3 separate regions of the Mus musculus genome follow, and regions 1 and 2 are each linked to region 3. A link is a contact called in ENCODE Hi-C or POLR2A ChIA-PET data. All regions are on one chromosome and are shown on one strand. Each heading gives the region's core, a stretch centred on a gene start or an enhancer-like site at or near the end of the contact. The rest is flanking DNA. Distances are from core to core; before and after follow the strand shown. Region 1 has its middle 87 kb from the start of Phactr1. Region 2 has its middle 100 kb from the start of Phactr1. Region 3 holds the start of Edn1 (endothelin 1).

Region 1 (3,148 bases), core at 643-3,142, 290 kb after region 3:
CACACATGTGACAGATGTGAGGCCAGCGATATGAGTCTGTAATTAAATATTAAAGGCAATGAAAGTGTTTTTTTCCCTGAAAAAAGCACCTTGAATAAAATTTCCCTGTACAGAAATAGAGCTGACAATTTCTAAGACTTGTAACATACATTATGAATATAAAGTGTCTTTTTCTTCTAGTGTTTAAAACTACTGCTGACACTCTATTATATAAAGCAGGCTTCAAACATGTGTAAACCCTTCTTTATCAATATAACCAAAGGGTTTTTTTTTACACTTTTGTTTTTATCAATATAACCAGCAACACTCCTCAGATAGGACAGTGACTCTATTGAAGTGCTCTTGGTAGGACATTAAGAATAACCCTTTCTGTAAAGAAAAGATGAAAAGCAAAGTCCTTGAGCCCAGAGACGCACACATTCCAAGAGTATGAGGGAAGAGCCTTGAGTGGGGCTTGAGGAGAGCCGAGCGTGGGTACCGTGCTGCTGAGCTGTATCTGCGAGAATGGAAGAGGCAAAGAAGCCAAGGCATTATCACGTCTTCTGATATCCACATATAAAATTCACTTCCATGGTAATTTTGTAAAACTTTGAAAAGATTGTCAGTATTGTATGCTATCTGAAACAATGCAGGCTTTCTCTTCATACCTCTGACAGTCTCAGGTTGTAAATAAAACAGACTCAAAAGAGACAGATGCATACATCTAGGTTTTGGTCATGAAACTTGTTCATCTCAAGGCTGTCAGTCCCAAAAAACAAAAAACAAATTGTGAAAATGAACTGAACTAGGCGGTTTTCTTGTTTCCTAACAAGTCTGGCTTCTATGAACCTTCTCTTAGCCGCTTACTCTATGAGAACCCAAATACAGAAAAGGGAGGTGGCCTTTTAGCTCAGCTCTCCAATCAGGCTATCTATCTAAACCAAACTGAAAGTTACCTTGTGTCCTGTTTCACCCAAATGGGACATGGAAATTGAGCTAAACCTCCCACTGGAGGGAACAAGACTGGACCAGAATGACAAATTGTAAGCCCGTGACTCAAGGCTGACCATAGACCAACAACAGGAAATGTCCATGAGGCTTATCACGCTGCTTATGGAAAACCCTGCACTGGGACTTATTTACTCTTGACAATGGCTTACGTTCTGGAATTTCCTTCTTCTGTGCTACATTGTAGTGTGAGTGCCCTTGAACCAGTGGAGAAAGATAGAGGCTGAGTTGATAGACAATCCAAAGCATGAATCACCAGAGACTACTTGACTAGTTACATGGTAGCTAGTAAACTGCCATGCCCGCCAGTCCCCTGTTAGAAACTAGAGATAAAGTACAAAAGCACTCACGTTTAACCATGGCTCAGAGTCTTTGGGACTTAGGCGACAGCAGATAGAAATGGAATAAACAATTCTAGTGAGGATGCAAGTAGATAAAACCTAAGAGTCTGGCTATGTTAACACCTCCGGTAGTAAAGCCTTTCCCTGAGAGCCAACAGGTACCATACATAGCCAGGGAAGCCACATGATGGGGAACTGTGAAGTCTGAGACATCCGAAATAGACATCCTGCCACAGTCTGCCTCATTATGAAACATTCCCCAAACACACTTTCGTAATAGACTCTGTAAAAAGCAGTTCTCGTGGGGAAAGCACAGCTCTGCCAAACCTGCTTAAAATCAATTTTGTGAACTGCAAGGCAGTCTTGGCAAGTCCAACTTTCATCACCTATTTGGCACATACCGGACTAGCATATCTGGAGTAACATTTATTACTTTATCTAAATGCGGCCCTTGGGGTCTGGGAGATGGCTGCACTGGGAAAAATTAGCTAGGGACATATAGGAAAGGTCTTTTATGCTAATTTTTCATGTTCTTGCTATTGCTTCTCAAGTGTTGTTTTCTCCGAAGGGAGAGCTGAAGTGAGGTTCCTCTCCATCTGTTTTGGCAGAATCGAGGCATCTGTCAGGGCTGAGCCCACCTTTCCCTCAGCTGCGACTACACAGAGTGATGTCCCAGCATCTCATCCAACTGCATCACCACGTAGATTCACAGCTACACACCCAACAGGATAACTTCTCTAGACAATGTTTGCTACAGGGTAGGCAAGTTGATTGACGTTTTCAAATCTCTATTAGGCACCTTTCCGCGCATGTCATAGTATAAACATTAATTTCTCAGCTATCTTGCCCAAAGTTCCAAAATCACACAAAAAATAAAAAGGTGTTTATGATACCTCAAAAAGGGTTTTGGCAGTGGAGATAAAGGCAGCATATAAAGTTTCAATACATCAAAGAAAGGGAAAAAATATTTTGGGAGCCTATCAGTATTCTCTTTGATGGGGTTAGAAGTAGCAGTTGGGTAGGTAAATATTTCTTGGCTCAGACAGAATAAAATGTTTCTATAAAGGGGAGAAAAGTTAGGCTTAAGTAAAGTAAAAACCAAATATGACAGTCAAGAGTGTGGTTCAATAGTGGAGCACTTGGCTAGTACAAACAAGGGACCTAGGTTCAACTCCCAGCATCAGAAACAAGCTAGCTAACTAAACGGGAACAGCTCTGTACCAAAGCAATCTCTCTTAAAAGTGAATGGAAATATCATAGACTCAGAAAACAATGACATATACATATACATAATATACAGTCATTACAAACCACTAATTTTTTTTAAAAATGTGATAAATATGAGTGAACATTCTAAATAGACATATTTCCCAGAGAAGTACAGTAGCAACCTATAAGCACACTAAAGACTTAGCATCACTATCACCAGCCATAAGCCTTCGAAGACTACTCACAGCAATGCCCAAATTCAAAAGCTCTGATAATACCAAGTGTTGGCAAGGATACAGAGCACCAGAAACACACGGGCACTGCTGGCCATAGTGTGTATAGTAAGGCCCTTTGGAGAACTTACTTCCAGCAATTCCACTCCTACACAGTCTCATGTGCCACTCACTGAGAAAAGTACATCTTGATGACGCTGACACTGGGAAGACACCATAGAGAACATTTAGGCAGATGCAGACCATGTAGGTAGGGCAGGTATTCTATACAGTCTGTCCCTGCAATCAATCAAATAATACTCTGGACGAAGCCACTGACAGCAGCACACAAACCCTTATTTTATAGGAAACATGTGTTTTTCACAAGTCGCAGGATTA
Region 2 (2,953 bases), core at 237-2,736, 270 kb after region 3:
GAATTCTAGCGCTGGGTTTCCTCCTAAATGTCTTCCCTTATACACGTGTTGATGTTCTCCCTGGTTAAATATTTGAAAAACACATCATAGTTTATTAGGTGTTTTTCCCCCTAAAAGAACAGCCTGTTCTCATCCAAGAAAGAATGACAGCTCTCTCTACTTATTACATGAAAGTGTCAGCTGACTCCCCAAAGCAGCTTGCTTGTCCCCCCCCCCTCTGTCTTACTCTGTCTCTCTGTCTCTTTGTCTGTCTCTGTCTCTCTCTGTCTCTCTGTCTCTCTGTCTCTCTGTCTCTCTCTATCTCTCTTTCTCACAAACACACACACACACACACACACACACACACACACACACACACACAGGATAGGGGGTGAGTGAACCTGTAAAGTAAAACTGGTTCAGAGTAGAAACTGCACAGGAAATTAAAGACAGTAGCTGGCTCTAATGATGCAGAGGATGGACTGCACTGCTGAGCTTTACAGGAACGAAGGGTGATTTCAAAAACGCTGGCAATACTCTATTTTTTAATTGCTGTTTTGTAAACCACCACGTGTAAATGTTTTATTGGCTCTCTTGGATACATCACACTTTTAACAATACTTTTTCTTGTATTATATTTTTACTCTATTTGAAGTTCTTTCTAGGTGCTAAAATGCAGTGCTCTCTGAGGACCCCAAAGGAGCAGGCATCAGAAGCAAGGTGGAATGCCTCTATGCTTTTCAGAGTTCAGGCTTTTAAACATATGCCTTTAGAAGAAATAGTTTGAAAGTGTAGTCTCCGCCTTTTACCTCAGCCTGAAGAAACAGAGTATTTGCTGAGATGCTCTGGACAAACGTTTCTCAGCTAGGGGTGGGGTCTCAGTACTTTCTCCCCTATCCAAGATGGAACTGGCTTGGTCCTGGATAGGTCTTATGTAGTATCTTTAGCTCCTGTGAGTTTGCCTGTGCATCAGAAACACATGTCCACAGACAGCACTCTTCCCCACGGTTTGGCTCTCTCACCCCCAACTTCCATTCTGTCTCTGCCTTGGTGGGCAGAGGTGAAGAGCCATAGAGATGGTCAATCCGTGGCTAAGCACTGATATCCATTTACACTCAGCACTCTGACACTTAAGGCCTCTGCATTAACCACTACCCACTGCAGACACCTTATCAGACCAAGACTGAGAGCATCACAAATCTGGGGCAGGAGGCTCCTAGTCCTCTTAGGCATCCCTAAGCGGAGGAAGCCCCGCCCCAGTCTCTCGCTTGGAGCAAAGTTCTATGGGTAGATTTTTGGTGGGCCATTATCATTATCATTGTTACTGTTAAACTTTTTTGCGTGAGTGGTACGTGTGAGTGTGCGCGAGTGTTCATGTGTAGGTCAGAGGACAGCTTCTGGGTGTCTGATATCAACTTTCCACCTTGTTTGACTTGGGTTCTCTTCATGCAGCTAGTTGGCTGTGAGCTTCTGTGGATTCTCCTGTCGCCACCTCCTATCGCCAGTAGGGGGCGCTGGAACTACAGATGCTTGCGCTTCTCCTTCAGGCTTCAAATTCCACAGCCAGTCTTGACAGACATTTCTGTACAGAGGCAGTCTCCAGCCCTGCTGCTTTGACTCTGGAGAACAAGCCTGGGCTTTCCCTCGCCTTTCTTTTCTTTTTTTTCACACTAGATGAATTTATGGTATATGCGAACTAGTATTTTACAGAGTTGATTTAGGTAGAGACCAGGCAGATTTCCGTAAGAAACTTCCTATCCTTTCATACCACTGAATTTGTGGCCTGTAATTTTTGCTATTTCCCAATATGCGAGTTTGTGGCTTTTTGAATTAGTGGAATGCTGTGATTTATGAGCTTCCCTCTTTCGACCCTCTCAGCTGACTTTATCAGCGTTCTCTAACGGTATTAGCAAGAGAAAATAAACTATTTTTAGGACTGATGATCACACAAAGTTAAAGCCCAATCATCCCAAGCATGTTGCAATTTTCACAAAATTCTCCTGAGGTTGTTTCTTCTACACGTGGTTTCAGCTCAGAAATCATTGTTTCTTAAAACCTTATCCTAAACACAAGACCATAGGATATGGAGCCTGTGCTCCTGAGCGGCTGCTGGAGCTGCTGCAGCCTCCTCCTCCTCCTCCTCCTCCTCCTCCTCCTCCTCCTCCTCCTCCTCCTCCTCCTCCTCCTCCCCCTCCTCCTCTTCCTCCTCCCTCCTCCTTCCTCCTCCCCCTCCTCTTCCTCCTCCCTCCTCCTCCCTCCTCTTCCTCCCCCTCCCCCTCCTCCCTCCTCCTCCTCCTCTCCCCCCTCCTCCTTTTCCTCTTCCTTCTCCTCCTTTCTTTTCTTCAAAATCTTAATTTGGGCATAGCCTTCTGATGGATACTGGTTTGTGAGGGAAAGAGAGAAAAGAAAAACTTAAACAGAAGCAAAAGAAGCAAAGGACCCTCTAACAACCGAAGAACAGGTGGTATAGGGGAGGGTGGCTGTTCACTTTTATTGGTGGGTGAATAGCCCTGGGTAAGATCAGATTAAAAACCAGCTGTACCATCTCTGTGGATCCGACAAAGGGAAAGATGGATCTGGGTGGGAAGGTCTTAGGGAAGGAAGCTTCAAGTGAGCAGGTTTCAGCATCCTTCAAGCACACCCAGCCTGGGTACTTGCCAGTTCCCATAGATTTCCTAAAAGATAAATGGTGGACTCACCAAGATAAAGGTATTTGAAAAAAAAATTGACTTAGAAGGATAGATAGAATGAACGTTCTCTGTTTTGGCACCAGGAACTCCTAAGTATGCCAAAGGACGTCATTTGGGCTGGAGAGATGGCTCAGTGGTTAAGAGCACTGACTGCTCTTCCAGAGGTCCTGAGTTCAATTCCCAGCAACCACATGGTGGCTCACAACCATCTGGAAAGGGATCCGATGCCCCCTTCTGGTGTGTCCAAAGACAGCTCATGAATCCTCATGAATCTCTCCTGTCAA
Region 3 (2,988 bases), core at 136-2,635:
GGTATTGCTATCAAGTCTGCCTTTTGATTGTAGAGGTGAAGAAATAAATGGTTGCATGGACTGGATTGAGTCTATTTTGGCCTCTACTCCCAGGGAAAACTGAAGTCAAACAAGACGGGATGAAGAAGGGACCTTTGTGGTAGCATCCTAGGGAAACCACTCTGCGTGGATCCTGTGTGTTGTTTCCAGCTTATGGGCATTCCGGGAGCTTGTTGAAAAAAGCCAACGTGTTTTCTGTGTGTTTTGCTTTATTCATGAAGACATGTTGTCACTTGTGCCTTAATAACCCATGGACACCTGGGGGAGGGAGTCTTTCATGGTAAAATAGACAGGAAACTGTTTGGAAAATGTAAACACGTTATTAAAGGGTGAGGTATGATCTGATGCACATATTCAGCATCGGCAGTCCTTCCCTCCCCACACCCCCCTTGTAGCTTTCTAATCAAGCACAGACCGCAGGTTTGCCCGAGTAAAGAAGCAAAGTGATGTGGAGGAGACTCTGGAAAGTCGGGGAAGGGAATAATGGAATGCCCTGAAGCCACCTCTCTTTAGTATGTGAGGCGCCCCTTCTCTGCCTGGCCACAGCTTGTTACTAATCATTTAGAAGCCGAGGCTTTAGTTGTTTTATCTTATTAAAGCATAAGCCCCTGCAGCTCTCCATCTCCCCCTGGCGGTCGTCTCTGCCATTTCTCAAGATCCTTCGCGATAGCAGCAATTCCCAGGGAGAGGCTGGGCACAAGAAATATTGGAGGGCGAGTGTGTGTGTGTGTGTGTGTGTGTGTGTGTGTGTGTGTGTGTGTACGTGTACTTCTGATCGGCGATACTAGGGAGATAAGGATGTACCTGACAAAACCACATTGTTGTTGTTATCATTATTATTTAGTTTTCCTTCCTTGCTAACTCCTGACGGAATCTTTCTCACCTCAAATGCGAAGTACTTTAGTTTAGAAAAGACTTGGTGGAAGGGGTGGTGGTGGAAAAGTAGGGTGATCTTCCAAACTAATCTGGTTCCCCGCCCGCCCCAGTAGCTGGGATTCAAGAGCGAAGAGTGGGGATCGTCCCCTTGTTTGATCAGAAAGACATAAAAGGAAAATCAAGTGAACAATGATCAGCCCCACCTCCACCCCACCCCCCTGCGCGCGCACAATACAATCTATTTAATTGTACTTCATACTTTTCATTCCAATGGGGTGACTTTGCTTCTGGAGAAACTCTTGATTCTTGAACTCTGGGGCTGGCAGCTAGCAAAAGGGGAAGCGGGCTGCTGCTCTCTGCAGGTTCTGCAGCGGTCTCTGTCTAGTGGGTGTTTTCTTTTTCTTAGCCCTGCCCCTGGATTGTCAGACGGCGGGCGTCTGCCTCTGAAGTTAGCCGTGATTTCCTCTAGAGCCGGGTCTTATCTCTGGCTGCACGTTGCCTGTGGGTGACTAATCACACAATAACATTGTTTAGGGCTGGAATAAAGTCAGAGCTGTTTACCCCCACTCTATAGGGGTTCAATATAAAAAGGCGGCGGAGAACTGTCCGAGTCAGAAGCGTTCCTGCACCGGCGCTGAGAGCCTGACCCGGTCTGCTCCGCTGTCCTTGCGCGCTGCCTCCCGGCTGCCCGCGACGCTTTCGCCCCAGTGGAAGGGCCACTTGCTGAGGACCGCGCTGAGATCTAAAAAAAAAACAAAAAACAAAAAACAAAAAAACCCAGAGGCGATCAGAGCGACCAGACACCGTCCTCTTCGTTTTGCATTGAGTTCCATTTGCAACCGAGTTTTCTTTTTTTCCTTTTTCCCCACTCTTCTGACCCCTTTGCAGAATGGATTATTTTCCCGTGATCTTCTCTCTGCTGTTCGTGACTTTCCAAGGAGCTCCAGAAACAGGTAGGCGCCACTTGCGAATCTTTCTACTTCAGCGCAGCGCAGTTATCGCTTCTGTTTTCCACTTTTCTTTCTTTCTTTTCTTTCATTCTTTCCTTTTTATTTATTTTTTTAATTACTGAAGCTCCAGCAGCAAGTGCCTTACAATTAATTAACTTCTGTGTGAAGCGAAAGAAATAAAACCCCTGTTTGAATACAACTGACTACAACCGAGTATCGCATAGCTTCAAAATAACGTTGTAGCAGTACAGCTGAAGCAAAAATCTATTTTGAAATAAGTGTGTTTAGGGTTGCACGGTTCATTTAGGGGCTTATTCAAACGTTGTCTTGATAGTGCGCTAATGTGTAAAATATTGAAACACTCCAACTTAAAGCCAAGGAATTTTATTCGGGTCATGCAGGCACACCGTGAGCAGGGAAATCACCTGCCGATCAACCATGCGCTGAATAACCCCGCAGGCGGTTTCAGGGCGAAGCACATGCTTTCTTTAAAATTTGTCACTATTGACTTAAGGTTTCATTTGGCAGGTTTTTGGCATCTTCAAACACTGTGAGCTCTATTGCAGTTGTATTCACCTGTCCTGGGAGGGGAGCCGGGATCATTCCTGCCTGATTAAGGAATTAGACAGTACGGGCCACAGCTGGTTCTTTTCTCCTCCCATCCTGTTTTTTGAGGGTCAGTGCCCTCTTTTTGTCTTTTCATGACCCTAAGCAAAGAGAAAGGATGTCAAAAGGGTGAAAGCCCTGGAATGTGTCTGATCGTTTGGAATGAACAAAATCGAGCAGATAAACTGCGCGGCGATGCTGTGTTGGGCCAGAGGGAGGTGTCAAGTCCCACAGCAAGCTGTGCTGCCCAAAGATTCTGAATTCTGAACCCACGGGGTACTTTCCCTGGGTTCCCTGAGCAGCTGTACCTTCTCTTCCGTCAGTGGCAACTTGTCTCCCACCTGAAGTGAATATTGTAAAGTTAGTTTCTTTTCGGTGTCCAGGCATTTTCTGAAAGTTTTTGCTTTCTGTCTATTATAAAAAGGCACCCATATGCCACCTAGACTGGTCTGTGCCCCTACACACGCTGGAATGGGGTGGAAACCCCTAAAGAGTTTATCCTGAGTAGGGAACATGT

The links. Hi-C counts contacts between places; a loop is a spot of excess contacts on that map. ChIA-PET counts read pairs that join two places held with the same protein, here RNA polymerase II (POLR2A).
Region 1: a loop to region 3 is called in a map of left cerebral cortex, with 2.9 times the contacts of the local background. The contact joins the enhancer-like site here to the promoter of Edn1 in region 3. A Hi-C loop is called at or near these places in 18 of 37 maps with a recorded cell type or tissue (CH12.LX, Patski, adrenal gland and 4 more). POLR2A ChIA-PET finds 5 or more read pairs at or near these places in 1 of 5 experiments (Patski).
Region 2: POLR2A ChIA-PET joins it to region 3 with 17 read pairs in Patski. The contact joins the enhancer-like site here to the promoter of Edn1 in region 3. A Hi-C loop is called at or near these places in 17 of 37 maps with a recorded cell type or tissue (CH12.LX, Patski, adrenal gland and 4 more). POLR2A ChIA-PET finds 5 or more read pairs at or near these places in 1 of 5 experiments (Patski).

The regions. Positions count from the first base shown.
Region 1 is chr13:42,592,060-42,595,207 of GRCm38, forward strand. No RefSeq gene overlaps it. Among named protein-coding and RNA genes, the nearest start is that of Phactr1, 87 kb to the right of the region's middle. Within about 2 kb of position 1,893, at least 1 of the 3 ENCODE cell types and tissues checked has a DNase peak (open chromatin) inside an H3K27ac peak, as active enhancers do; it is left cerebral cortex, where a contact is called at or near this core.
Region 2 is chr13:42,574,412-42,577,364 of GRCm38, forward strand. No RefSeq gene overlaps it. Among named protein-coding and RNA genes, the nearest start is that of Phactr1, 100 kb to the right of the region's middle. Within about 2 kb of position 1,487, at least 1 of the 3 ENCODE cell types and tissues checked has a DNase peak (open chromatin) inside an H3K27ac peak, as active enhancers do; it is gastrocnemius, where a contact is called at or near this core.
Region 3 is chr13:42,300,091-42,303,078 of GRCm38, forward strand. It overlaps Edn1 (endothelin 1), which reads left to right and starts at 1,386. Exons shown (of 5, transcript NM_010104.4): 1 at 1,386-1,868. The coding sequence starts at 1,805.